Regions from separate parts of the Homo sapiens genome. Here region 1 is linked to region 2. Evidence: chromatin loops called from intact Hi-C (ENCODE). Cell type or tissue: HepG2. All regions are shown on one strand. Each heading gives the region's core, and the rest is flanking DNA. Links, peaks and the distances in the headings are about the cores only. Region 1 overlaps ADCY9 (adenylate cyclase 9). Region 2 overlaps ADCY9 (adenylate cyclase 9).

What was found. Hi-C counts contacts between places; a loop is a spot of excess contacts. Peaks named below come from ENCODE experiments on the same cell type or tissue, not always from the same donor. Only the 100,000 strongest peaks of a DNase experiment are listed, where the experiment ranks them.
Region 1: it touches region 2 in a loop (2.5-fold over the local background); 7 of 110 quality-filtered maps call a loop at or near these places.

Annotation. Positions count from the first base shown.
Region 1 is chr16:3,959,445-3,964,815 of GRCh38, reverse strand. It overlaps ADCY9 (adenylate cyclase 9), which reads left to right. Exons shown (of 11, transcript NM_001116.4): 11 at 1-2,163. Among named protein-coding and RNA genes, the nearest start is that of TRIDDENT, 12 kb to the right of the region's middle. RefSeq lists an enhancer at 2,773-3,272. In HepG2, for the core only: no CTCF peak of the experiment used is centred there; DNase peaks (open chromatin) are centred at 3,175 and 3,855; H3K4me3 peaks cover 1,538 bases.
Region 2 is chr16:4,107,178-4,112,548 of GRCh38, reverse strand. The region is part of intron 2 of ADCY9 (adenylate cyclase 9); the gene reads left to right. Among named protein-coding and RNA genes, the nearest start is that of ADCY9, 6.6 kb to the left of the region's middle. RefSeq lists an enhancer at 3,608-4,107. In HepG2, for the core only: no CTCF peak of the experiment used is centred there; DNase peaks (open chromatin) are centred at 1,718 and 3,078; H3K4me3 peaks cover 2,259 bases.

The DNA of each region.
Region 1 (5,371 bases), core at 70-5,069, 150 kb after region 2:
AGGGCAGTTCCCAGGAAGGTAACCAGATGTCTCTTTTGTGTTTTGGCCACCTGGGGCCGCCCCCAACCTCCCCACCCCAAGAGGGGTCTGAGTGGGACCTCAAAGCATGGCCAGTGCAATTCTGAGGCTAGGGGAATAGGAGAAGCCCACCAGCTGCCCCTGCCACCCACGGGGGCTCCTCCCTGCCGGGGTCCAGCTCAGAACCACGGGGGTCTGTGCCGGCAGCACCGGTGCCATCTTGGCTTCCACAAATTCCAGAAGTTTCTTGGCTGCCTCCCGCTCTCAGATGGCACAGGGCCTATCAGTGGCAGGATTTAATCTGGGGAGCAAATTCCAGCTCTGAAATGGAGTTCTCACACCGTATCTAGGGACAGAGGCATCTGGATGCAAACGCGGGGTTTGTTAGGGGCGGAATCCCGAGGGTGGTGTGGGGGAGCTCCGTCCGGGCAGTTGGCTGCTGGTCCTGTCTGATTATGTTTTGCCATATTGAGTCTGAAGTTTGTGTGGAAGTGAGCTCGCCCGAGTTGTCCGGTCGGAGTTGTAGCCAGTCTTTCAGGGGACCCCGGGACGCTGATGAGGCCCAGGGTGCACTCCTTGTCAGTCTTGCCCGTTGTCCCTGTGCATTTTGCTTTCCGCTGTCAAATCTCACTGTCTCGTTTTCACACCGCATCAGTCCCCATCATCACTACTCCTCCCCAGAGACATACAGATTGCCCTCCCCGGCATGAAGAAGTCACAATTCTGACCCGCCACCTCTCCAGGGGCGGTGCCTGGGATGGCCACCCATCAGGACAGCCAGAGCCAGGGTCCCGGCGTCCTGAGAGTCCAGGGCACCTCCCCCCATTAGCTGTAAGGTTTCCTGTCAGGTGTGACTGTCAGTTTGCTGGTCTTCCAATACCGAAGAAAGGGTGGTTGTGACAATACCTCTTGCTTCTAAAGAATGTATTATAAAACACCGCAGATTTTTTTTTTTCCTTAAAAAACACTACCTGATGCTTTCCTTGTTCGTGGGGATTGTGGTCACATGAAGCTCTTTCTGCATCAGTATTAAGGTGTATATTTGAATGTCCTCCCCTCCCCTTTCCCCTCCAGGCTGTGTAGCTTTGAGGGGCTGGGCGTTTGCTCACGACCTTGCTGTCTCGCTCAGAACATGCTCCGCAAAGTTCTCCGCACACACTTCTTCCCCATCAAGCCCATTTCCTTCCCCAACCACAAAGGTGTTTGTGATTCCTCACCCCGGGAAACCAAGGAGCTGCAAAGTGGAGTCTGGTTCAGCCCCGTGCAGACTCACCCAGAGCTTAACGTTGTCTTTCAAACACCCTGAGCCTTCCTAAACAGCCAGTGCAGACGTTCTCTCTGGGCCACGAAGCCCCTCGGGTCCTCCCCGTCCCCTGCTCCGATGCATACCTCAGTGCAGAACCACAGAATCTCTGCAGCGGAAACGCCGTGCATCTCTTGTCTGTTGGCAGCGAGCACATCGTGCTGGAGACACGAGTTTCTAAGCAGCTGGCACGAGGGCTGCTGACGGCATGGGTCGTGCTTCAGGGTGGCAATACCTCTTAGGAACTTAGGGCAGGAAGCAATACTTCAGCATTGAATGTGTGTAAATAGTTGCTTTGAGTTGCAATTGCTATTTTCTTCTCAGTCCCAGCTCAGATCGAATTATATATCCATATATATATATATATATATATATATATATATATATATATATATATGGTAAACAAGCACACACAATTTTATCCAATGCAAACAAATGTAGAGCATCAGTTACAAAACCCTCGAATAGCTTGAGAGCCCCACAGGCTCTGCCACACCCGTGACTTCATCCACACTGACGTCACCCGCGGGGGCTCCCCCTGCACATTTGCACACGATCCGGAGAGCCGAAGGCCGCGTGCTTCCTGTCACATGGGCTGTAATCATTTGTAGTTTCCAAAGACACGTCTGCATTTGAATTTCTAGATTTTCGAGGTAAGGAGTTTTTTTTAATTGGTTGTTTGGAAAATCACATCATGCCTAGAATCTGAAATTGAATTAGCAAGAACCGACTGTTTGCATTTTCCATATATCCTTTTATCTGCTCTTTTTAAATTGTTAATTCTAATAATTTCAAAATGCATTCACTGAAGAAATGGACATTAAAATATTCTAAAATTTAAATATATGATGCCTGGTGTTTTCTTATTGAAAAGATGAGCACTGCTTCAGAGAGGAGGGCGGTCTTCCTTGGACAGCTCGTGTTTTCTGCGATCTGTGGCTCACCTGGGTGGGTTTGCCTTTCTTTCACGTCATGACTTCAGAAACAGGGCAAGTAGAAAACCCTGTTTGTGTTTATGTTATTTTTTTAATTGGATCTATTTGCTCCAGTTAACTTGAGTTGAAAAGTATTTATTTTTACACAGAATTTTTTAAACAATAAAAGTAAGGTTGCAGGACAAGTTTTGCTTGTGAGATTTTCCCTGTCAGGCCTCCTAAATAGTTTTCTGCAACATCCTTAGAGAAGGAATTGAGGGGGAAAAAGTAGGTTTTCTGAAAAGGAAAGAGTGATTGCAGGTACACAGATCACTGGGGTCCCAGGTGTTTTGAGGAAGTCACAAAGCCCCTTCAGAATCTGTTTAAAGTCATAGAGCCTCTTCCCAGAAAAACACACATGCCATTTTCTACACTTCTTGGGAGTTCACCACACTCCCGCATCTGAGGCCAAACTATGGATCTTCCAGGGGTTAGAGCCCCTTCCCCTGTAGGGGTTTTCCTGATGAGTTATTTTTTTTTTAATTTTTATTTATTTAGACAGAGTCTCACTCTGTCACCCAGGCTGGAGTGCCGTGGTGCGATCTCAGCTCACTGCAACCTCTGCCTCCTGGGTTCAATCAATTCTCGTGCCTCAGCCTCCCTAGCAGCTGGGATTACAGGCATATACCACCACACCCGGGTAATTTTCATATTTTTAGTAGAGACAGGGTTTCACCATGTTGGCCAGACTGGTCTCGAACTCCTGGCCTCAAGTGATCCGTGCGCCTCAGCCTCCCGAAGTGCTGGGATTACAGGCATGAGCCACTGTGCCCGGCCTGGTAAGTTAAGTATTTATGACCAACTTCAGGGCACAAAGATTCTTTTGTAGACTCCACAAAGGGAGCTGAATTCATGGCTTCTGGTGGTTGCTCATGGACTTGCGGGGGTGCAGCCTCCAGCTGATTCTCTGCTGGAGCCCGGGGCCAATGAGGTTGCTGTTTGATGAGGTCACTCTCCTCCCGAGTCGCCACTGCAGGCCTCCCTGGTCACCTTTCCAGCTTAGGGAATAACCCGTCCTTGCTGCCTTGAGGGTCTTGTAAGAATGGAGGTTTTGTTCGGTTTTTTTTTTTTTGGAGACAGGGTCTCATTTTGTCACCCAGGCTGGAGTGCAGTGACCATCAGGGCTCACTGCAGCCTTGACCTGCCCTGACTCAGGTGATCCTCCCACCTCAGCCTCCTGAGTAGCTGGGACTACAGGTGCGCAACACCATGCCCAGCTAATTTTTGTATTTTTTTGCAGAGACGGGGTCTTGCCATGTTGGCCAGGCTGTTCTCGAACTCCTGGGTTCAAGTGATCCGTCCTCCTCAGCCTCCCAAAGTGCTGGGATTACAGGCATGAGCCACCGCGCCCAGCCAGAACGTGGGTCTTTCTACTAGAAAGGGCACCCAGTGACTTAGAGGATTTCTCAAACAGCCAAGAAAGGCAGCCTCTAATTTTTGCAATCAGCCCCAGAACTGATCATTTGTGGTTTCTCTTTCATCTGAAATCTTGTTCACATGGTTGCTTTTCCCCCACTGTGGGAATCTATGGCTGTGGCCACCTGGAATAGATCCCGCGTACTGGGAAAGTGAAACTAACCGGAGAAAGCCAAGAGGAAGCGATTAAGAAAAAGTACACACTTGCACGCAATGGACATGTACATTTAAAATCTTCCCAAGTGTCTATTTTTATACAGTTCCTTTTTAAAAATTGTTTTTTTAAATATCATGACTCTAAAGAGTTGTTAATGAATATTAGAGTAATTTAAGCTTAGGGAATTCTCGTATCCCTGCTGGCCCTGAAAGTCTGAAGGAGATGTGAGTTAAGTAATCCGCGTGCCTGTTAGAGTCTCAGTCAACAGCGGGGATTCTTCATTGTTTTTTTTCCGGGGTGGGGACAGGTTTGGCTCGCAAAGGCTTTGATAGTTTGATGAAGGTTATGGTTACTTTGTCCAGAAAAAATGCACATAAAAACAACTTTTGATTTTTTGTTGTTGTTGTTTCGTTGCTTGGTTTTTTTGAGACAGAGTCTGGCTCTCTCGCCCAGGCTGGAGTGCAGTGGTGCGATCTCAGCTCACTGCAACCTCCGCCTCCCAGGTTCAAGTGATTCTTCTGCCTCAGTTACCTGAGTAGCTGGGATTACAGGTGCTCGTGCCACCATGCCTGGCTAACTTTTGTATTTTTAGTAGAGACAGAGTTTCACCACGTTGGCCAGGCTGGTCTCAAACTCCAGACCTCAGGTGATCCACTTGCCTCAGCCTCCCTAAGTGCTGGGATTACAGAAGTGAGCCACCGTGCCCGGCCAAATCTTTTGATTTTATATATAATTTCAGGAGTCCACGAATGCAAATAGAGTGCCCCTGATCCACGGTAACCAGAGGAGAGATGACTTTTCATTCCAACTCTCTGCAGATGAGGTTTCCTAGCGTTTCTGGACTCTCCGCTGGAAACCTGATTTGGCATGTTAATGCTACTCATTGTTACATGCGTTTTTATTTTATTTATTTATTTTTTTTGAGACAGAGTCTCACTCTGTTGCCCAGGCTAGAGTGCAGTGGCACGATCTCAGCTCACCACAACCTCCACCTCCTGGGTTCAAACAATTCTCCTGCCTCAGCCTCCTGAGTAGCTGGGATTACAGGCATGCGCCACCACGCCTAGCTAAATTTTGGATTTTTAATAGAGATAGGGTTTCACCATGTTGGCCAGGCTGGTCTCGAACTCCTGACTTCAGGTGATCCACCTGCCTTGGCCTCACAGAGTGCTAGGATTACAGCCATGAGCCACTGTGCCCAGCGTTGATACATGCATTTTTAATCAAAATTATATTTTAGAATTTAATGTGTGAGTTATCTAAATATATTTGAAGAGCTGCTTAAAAAACGTTTCAGTACACAAATATGTTAGTTGAATTATTTCCAACAGATAAGTAACATCCAGCCAGTATTTGTCAAGCGACTACTGTGTGCCATATAATGCCCTAAACTCCCTTTACTTAGGTTTTTTAATTTACCTAGGTTGTTAAATTTTCTGCAATACATGAGAGCATTTGAGAAACAGCTGTGATTAGAAGCTGTGCTTGTCCCAGTGGCTTTAC
Region 2 (5,371 bases), core at 272-5,271:
TCAGAGACGTCCAGTGGTTGAGGTAGGGCCTGCATAGGTCGTTGGTGTGAGATCATCCTATGTGTCCAGTTGGCATTCTCTTTCTCTGGCTTGTGATCTGAGCTCCTGTATCTTTTATGTATTTGTTCTCTGGCAAGGGAACATCATCTTTCTTCTGATTTTTCTTTATTTTACTAACTTTGCTGTTGAAGATTTTATGGATGTAGACGAAAACTATTTTCACCCGAGAATTCCCCTAACCTAGAGCACTTTAAGGACTATGTTAACAAGGTCAGAAACTACACTTTCTGTTCACTTGAAAGATGCTGCCGTGATGAGTGTCTTTCCGTTTAGGGCGGTGGCACTCGCTCTTGAGTCTGAAGGTGTCAGTGGACGGGGCTGTGGGTGTAACCCCCTGCTTGCCACCTTGGCATTTTTAGGGCCCAGGTGTTGTGAGCTCTGTCCTTGGAGACTGTGGGACGGTGGAGCTGGGCGGCAGTACGTTAAATTAAATATGTTGGCCCAGAGGACAATGAGAACGTTTTGTAAGCTGTACTTTGTATGCTGTATTACTCGAATTTCAAAAATGAAGAGGGTGTAATTATTAAATATGTTTGGAAATTGCCAAGTCATTGAATACCTATTTTGTGAATTTATGAGTAGTTTTATTTTTAAGTTTGTAGATCAGGGGTCTCAGACACAGAGCCAAAAAAAAAAAATGCTAGAGTGAGTTTGTGTTTTTTTTTTTTTAAACCTCAAATAGTGTAAATTTGGTAAATTAACTTTTCTTGACATTTGTGTACATTGTATATTTATAAAAGTTTTAGTACTGTAGGGAGTAGGGAAGATAGAAGGCTTAGCTTAGCTGCTGATTTTTTAAAAGTGATATTCTTTCCTTTAGCTCTTTCTCTGAGACCACGATTTTGTTTTCTTGAGCTCATTTTACAAACCTTTGTGGATAGGACTCCAGGAATAGAGTATGTCTACACAACTTCCTGGCCCTTTTGGAAACTGTCCTTACAAAGCTAAATTGAGATGACAGCACAGTTTGTAGAAGACCCTTTCACACACATAGTTAAGCTTATCTACATGTAAGATCGATTTTAGCCTCTGCCTTTGGGCTGGTGGCAGATGTTTTCTCTATACAATATTGGGTATTACGGGAGGCTGAGGCAGGAGAATTGTTTGAACCCGGGAAGAGAAGGTTGTAGTGAGCCGAGGCTGCGCCACTGCACACCAGCCTGGGCGACAGAGCAACTCTGTCTTAAAAAACAACAACAACAAAAACAAAAAAAACCCCAATACTGGGTGTATTAGCCTTTCCCTCTTACCCCCTTTTCTGATCCCAGGGTTAAAAAGCAGCCAGTAGCGGCCCTGCAGGAATGGGCATCCATAGAATGAGAAGGGGCTTCTAGAACTAGCCTGGGAGCACAGAAGGAAGCTCCTCTCATTCAAATTTATCCGAACAGGCTTTGCAGAAGGGTAGTTTCATGATTTCTGCACATTCCTTCACTCTGAAATCTGTGTCGTGCCCCTGGCACTGACTGTGCACCTGGCACTGTGGATGTGGAGCAGGATCCGTGATCGTGGAGCAGGATCCGTGATCGTGAGGTAGGAGGTGGGACTCGACTCCAGAGGCGGGGTTCAGATGCCAGACCGAATTGAGGACTAGCTGATACAGGGATGGGGCAGAAGCAGCGTTCTGCAAGGCACGCCCACCAGTGTGCCTTGTTAGTTTACTGTCGCCATGGCCACACCCGGAGTTACTGCCTCTTTCCATGGCCGTGACCTGACAACCCAAAAGCCACCACCCTTTTCCTAGAAGTGTCTGCCTAAGCCTACCTTTACTCTACAGGAAATTAAAAGTAGGTATAAGGTAAGGCTGGGCGCAGTGGCTCATGCCTGTAATCCCAGCACTTTGGGAGGCCAAGGCGGGTGGATCACCTGTGGTCATGAGTTGGAGACCAGTGTGGCCAATATAGTGAAACCCCGTCTCTACTAAAAATACAAAAATTAGCCTGGTGTGGTGGTGTGCGCCTGTAATCCCAGGTGCTCGGGAGGCTGAGGCAGAAGAATCGCTTGAACCCAGGAGGTGGAGGTTGCAGTGAGCTGTGATCATGTCCACTGCACTCCAGCCTGGGCGACAGCCTAGGCGAGACTGCGTCTCAAAAAAAAAAAAAAAAAAAAAAAAAAGTAGGTATAAGTATGATTGCAAAACTGCCCTGAGCTGCTACTTTCCGCCTTTGGGAAAGCCCAGCTCTGCAGGAGCAGTCATGGAGCCGTATAACACTGCCTGCCTCTTCAATAAAGGTGTTTTCTTTCCTGCCACCGGCTCACCCTTGAATTATTTCCTGGGCAAAGCCAAGAACCCTCTTGGGCTCGGCCCCACTTTGGGGCGCGTCTGACCTGCGTTAATAGTTCCCAACCTCCGTGAGCTCACAGTTAAAAATGTTGTGGAGTATGTTCGGGAGTGGGGAGCGCTTTAGAGGGGGCTCCTGCTGGAGCTGGGTCCTGAGATCAGGCTGTGGCTCTCCAGGTGGACAGAAGAGCACCAGGGCAGAGCGGAGAGGTGGGTATGGCTGGGCCCTGTGCTTCTCTGTGGGGGCGGACGATTGTTAGTTGTTCATCAGGACAAGGAAGGCCATGGGTAGCGTGGGAAGGAGTTTGCATTTGACCCCATAGGTGTCAGGGAACCACTCAACAGGGGGCTTAGGTGATCTGACTTGCAGTTTTAGAAAGTTCACTCTTTCAGAGCTAGTGAGTGTGGGTTGGAAAGAGATTAATGAGGTGTCGAGTAAATCCCAGGTAGGGGTGATGGTGGCCCAATCCAAAGTTACAGTAGCAGTGATGGAGGTGATGGGATCTGAGTGGCATTAGGAAGAGCAGCTTGATGGGACTGCAAGCCAGATTTAAACAAACGACTGGCAGGAGGGGAAGGGCTTGACCATGTGAATGGGAAATGGCATTTTAAGTTTCTGGAAGTGACTTGGCGACAATGTGGAGTCAGGAATGGGTGAGGGGCCTTTGAAGTTGCTATGGTATGAATGGAGAATGCAGGATGGACTTGCAGAGTACAGAGGCCCGGAACCCCTGGCTTGCTTACTCATTCAGCAAATCATTTACTCCGTGCCAGGCACGGTTCTGGGTTCTGGCAATACAGCCGTAAACAAAACAGACAACAATTCCTGCTCTTGTAATAGGGGACAAGAATTTTTAAGTCAATAATATAGGAGGATCGCTGGAGCCCACGAGGTCGAGGTTGCAGAGAGCCGTGATTGCACCACTGCATTCCAGCCTGGGCGACAGAGTGAGACCCTGTCTCTAAGAAACAAAAACCAGGCCTTCAAATAGGGGAGATCTAATAGAGGGGACAACAGGGGAGTCAAACCATAAATAAGTAAAATAGAAAAAGTGTTTTGTGAACAAACATAAAGCAGGAAGGGGATACAGCAGATGGGGTGTACGAGTGTGAGAAATCTTATCTAGGGTGGCCAGTCACTGGGAGAAGGTTGCAGGAATTTTTAGCATACTGCTAGGATTTTGGAAATAATCTAAAAAGTGAGGGGCCAGGCATGGTGGCTCATGCCTGTAATCTCAACACTTTGGGAGGCCGAGGTAGGCGGATCACCTGAGGTCAGGAGTTTGAGACCAGCCTGGCCAACGTGGTGAAACCCCATATTTACTAAAAATACAAAAATTAACCAGGTGTGGTGGCAGGTACCTGTAATCCCAGCTACTCGGGATGCTGAGGCAGGAGAATTGCTTGAACCTGGGAGACGGAGGTTGCAGTGAGCCAAGATTGCACCATTGCACTCCAGCCTGGGCGACAAGAATGAGACCCTGTCTCAAAAAAAAAAAAAAAAGTGTGAGGGACAGTTATTAAAGATATGGAGAAATGGGCCGGGCGTGGTGGCTCATGCCTGTAATCCCAGCACTTTGGGAGACCGAGGTGGGCAGATCAGGAGGTCAGGAGTTTGAGACCAGCCTGACCAACATGGTGAAACCCTGTCTCTACTGAAAATGCAAAAATTGGCTGGGTGTGGTCGCAGGCGCCTTTAGTCCCAGCCACTTGGGAAGCTGAGGCAGGAGAATCGTTCGAACCCAGGAGGTGGAGTTTGCAGTGAGCCGAGATCGTGCCATTGCACTCCAGCCTGGGCGATAGGGCGAGACTTTGTCGCCAAAAAAAAAAAAAAAAAAAAAAAAAAAAAATGAAGAAACGGTCTGATTAAGGTGAGGGACCTTCCACAGCATTTGGGATGAAACCGCTAGGCCTGAGGGAACCGTGGCTGTTGTATTCTGCCTTGGGCCACAAGCAAAAAATGGTGAGACGTGTTATCTCGAGCTGTTGGCTTTTCCTGTCATAGATACAGGGTCACAAAGACAGAAAATGAAACTGTTAGAAAATATCTACAGGCATCTTCTTTTCCCGTGTAAATATTAGGAAGACAGAATGAAGATGCTCCTCCGCTCTCATCCACACCCATGGTCATATCTCTGAAGAGGGGAATACCAGGGAGTGATCACATTGTCAGATGCAGAAATTAAAAAAGCTTTTTTCCCCAGCCAAACTTTATGCTTGTGGAGCAACTTGGGGAGGAGACCCGCTGGTATGCATTTGGGCAGATTGTCACCTGTTGGCCACCTCTGTGATCGAGACCTTTGCCTTAGAGGAGTTCCTATGTAGACCCTGTCTGGTGGGCCGACAGACCGACAGTGGACGGAGGCATTCTGTATGCGTTAGCCTCTGCAAACAAACACCTGTCTCATGCCGGAAATCTGGGCGCCCCATTAACCCTGAGCACGGGCCTGCCAGCTGACAGAACCCTAGCCAGGTGTTGGTTTGGGGTTCAGTTGCATGCTCAGGTGTTCCCCTTCCTTCCCCCGTTAGCTTGTCCCCACCTAAGCCTGCAACCCTTGCCACTGGGATGCTAACCCGTTAGCAGAGCTCAGTCTCCTTGCTTGGAAATTCTGTGTTGACCTGCACTGCATTCTTTTTTTTTTTTTTTTTTTTTTTTTTTTGAGACAGAGTCTGGCTGTGTCACCCAGGCTGGAATGCCATGGCGTGATCTCAGCTTACTGCAACCTCTGCCTCCCAGGTTCAAGCGGTTCTCCTGCCTCAGCCTCCCAAATAGCTGGGATTACAGGTGTGCGCCACCACGCCCGGCTAATTTTTGTATTTTTAGTAGAGATGGGGTTTCACCATGTAGGCCAGGCCGGTCTTGAACTCCTGACCTCAGGTGATCCACCAGCCTCAGCCTCCCAAAGGGCTGGGATTACAGGCGTGAGCCACCACGCCCAGCCTTGACCTGCATTCTTGAGCAGGATCTGTTATGCACGTGGAAATACAGCCTCTCAGATAGCAAATGGCAGAGATGAGATGAGGCACACAGTT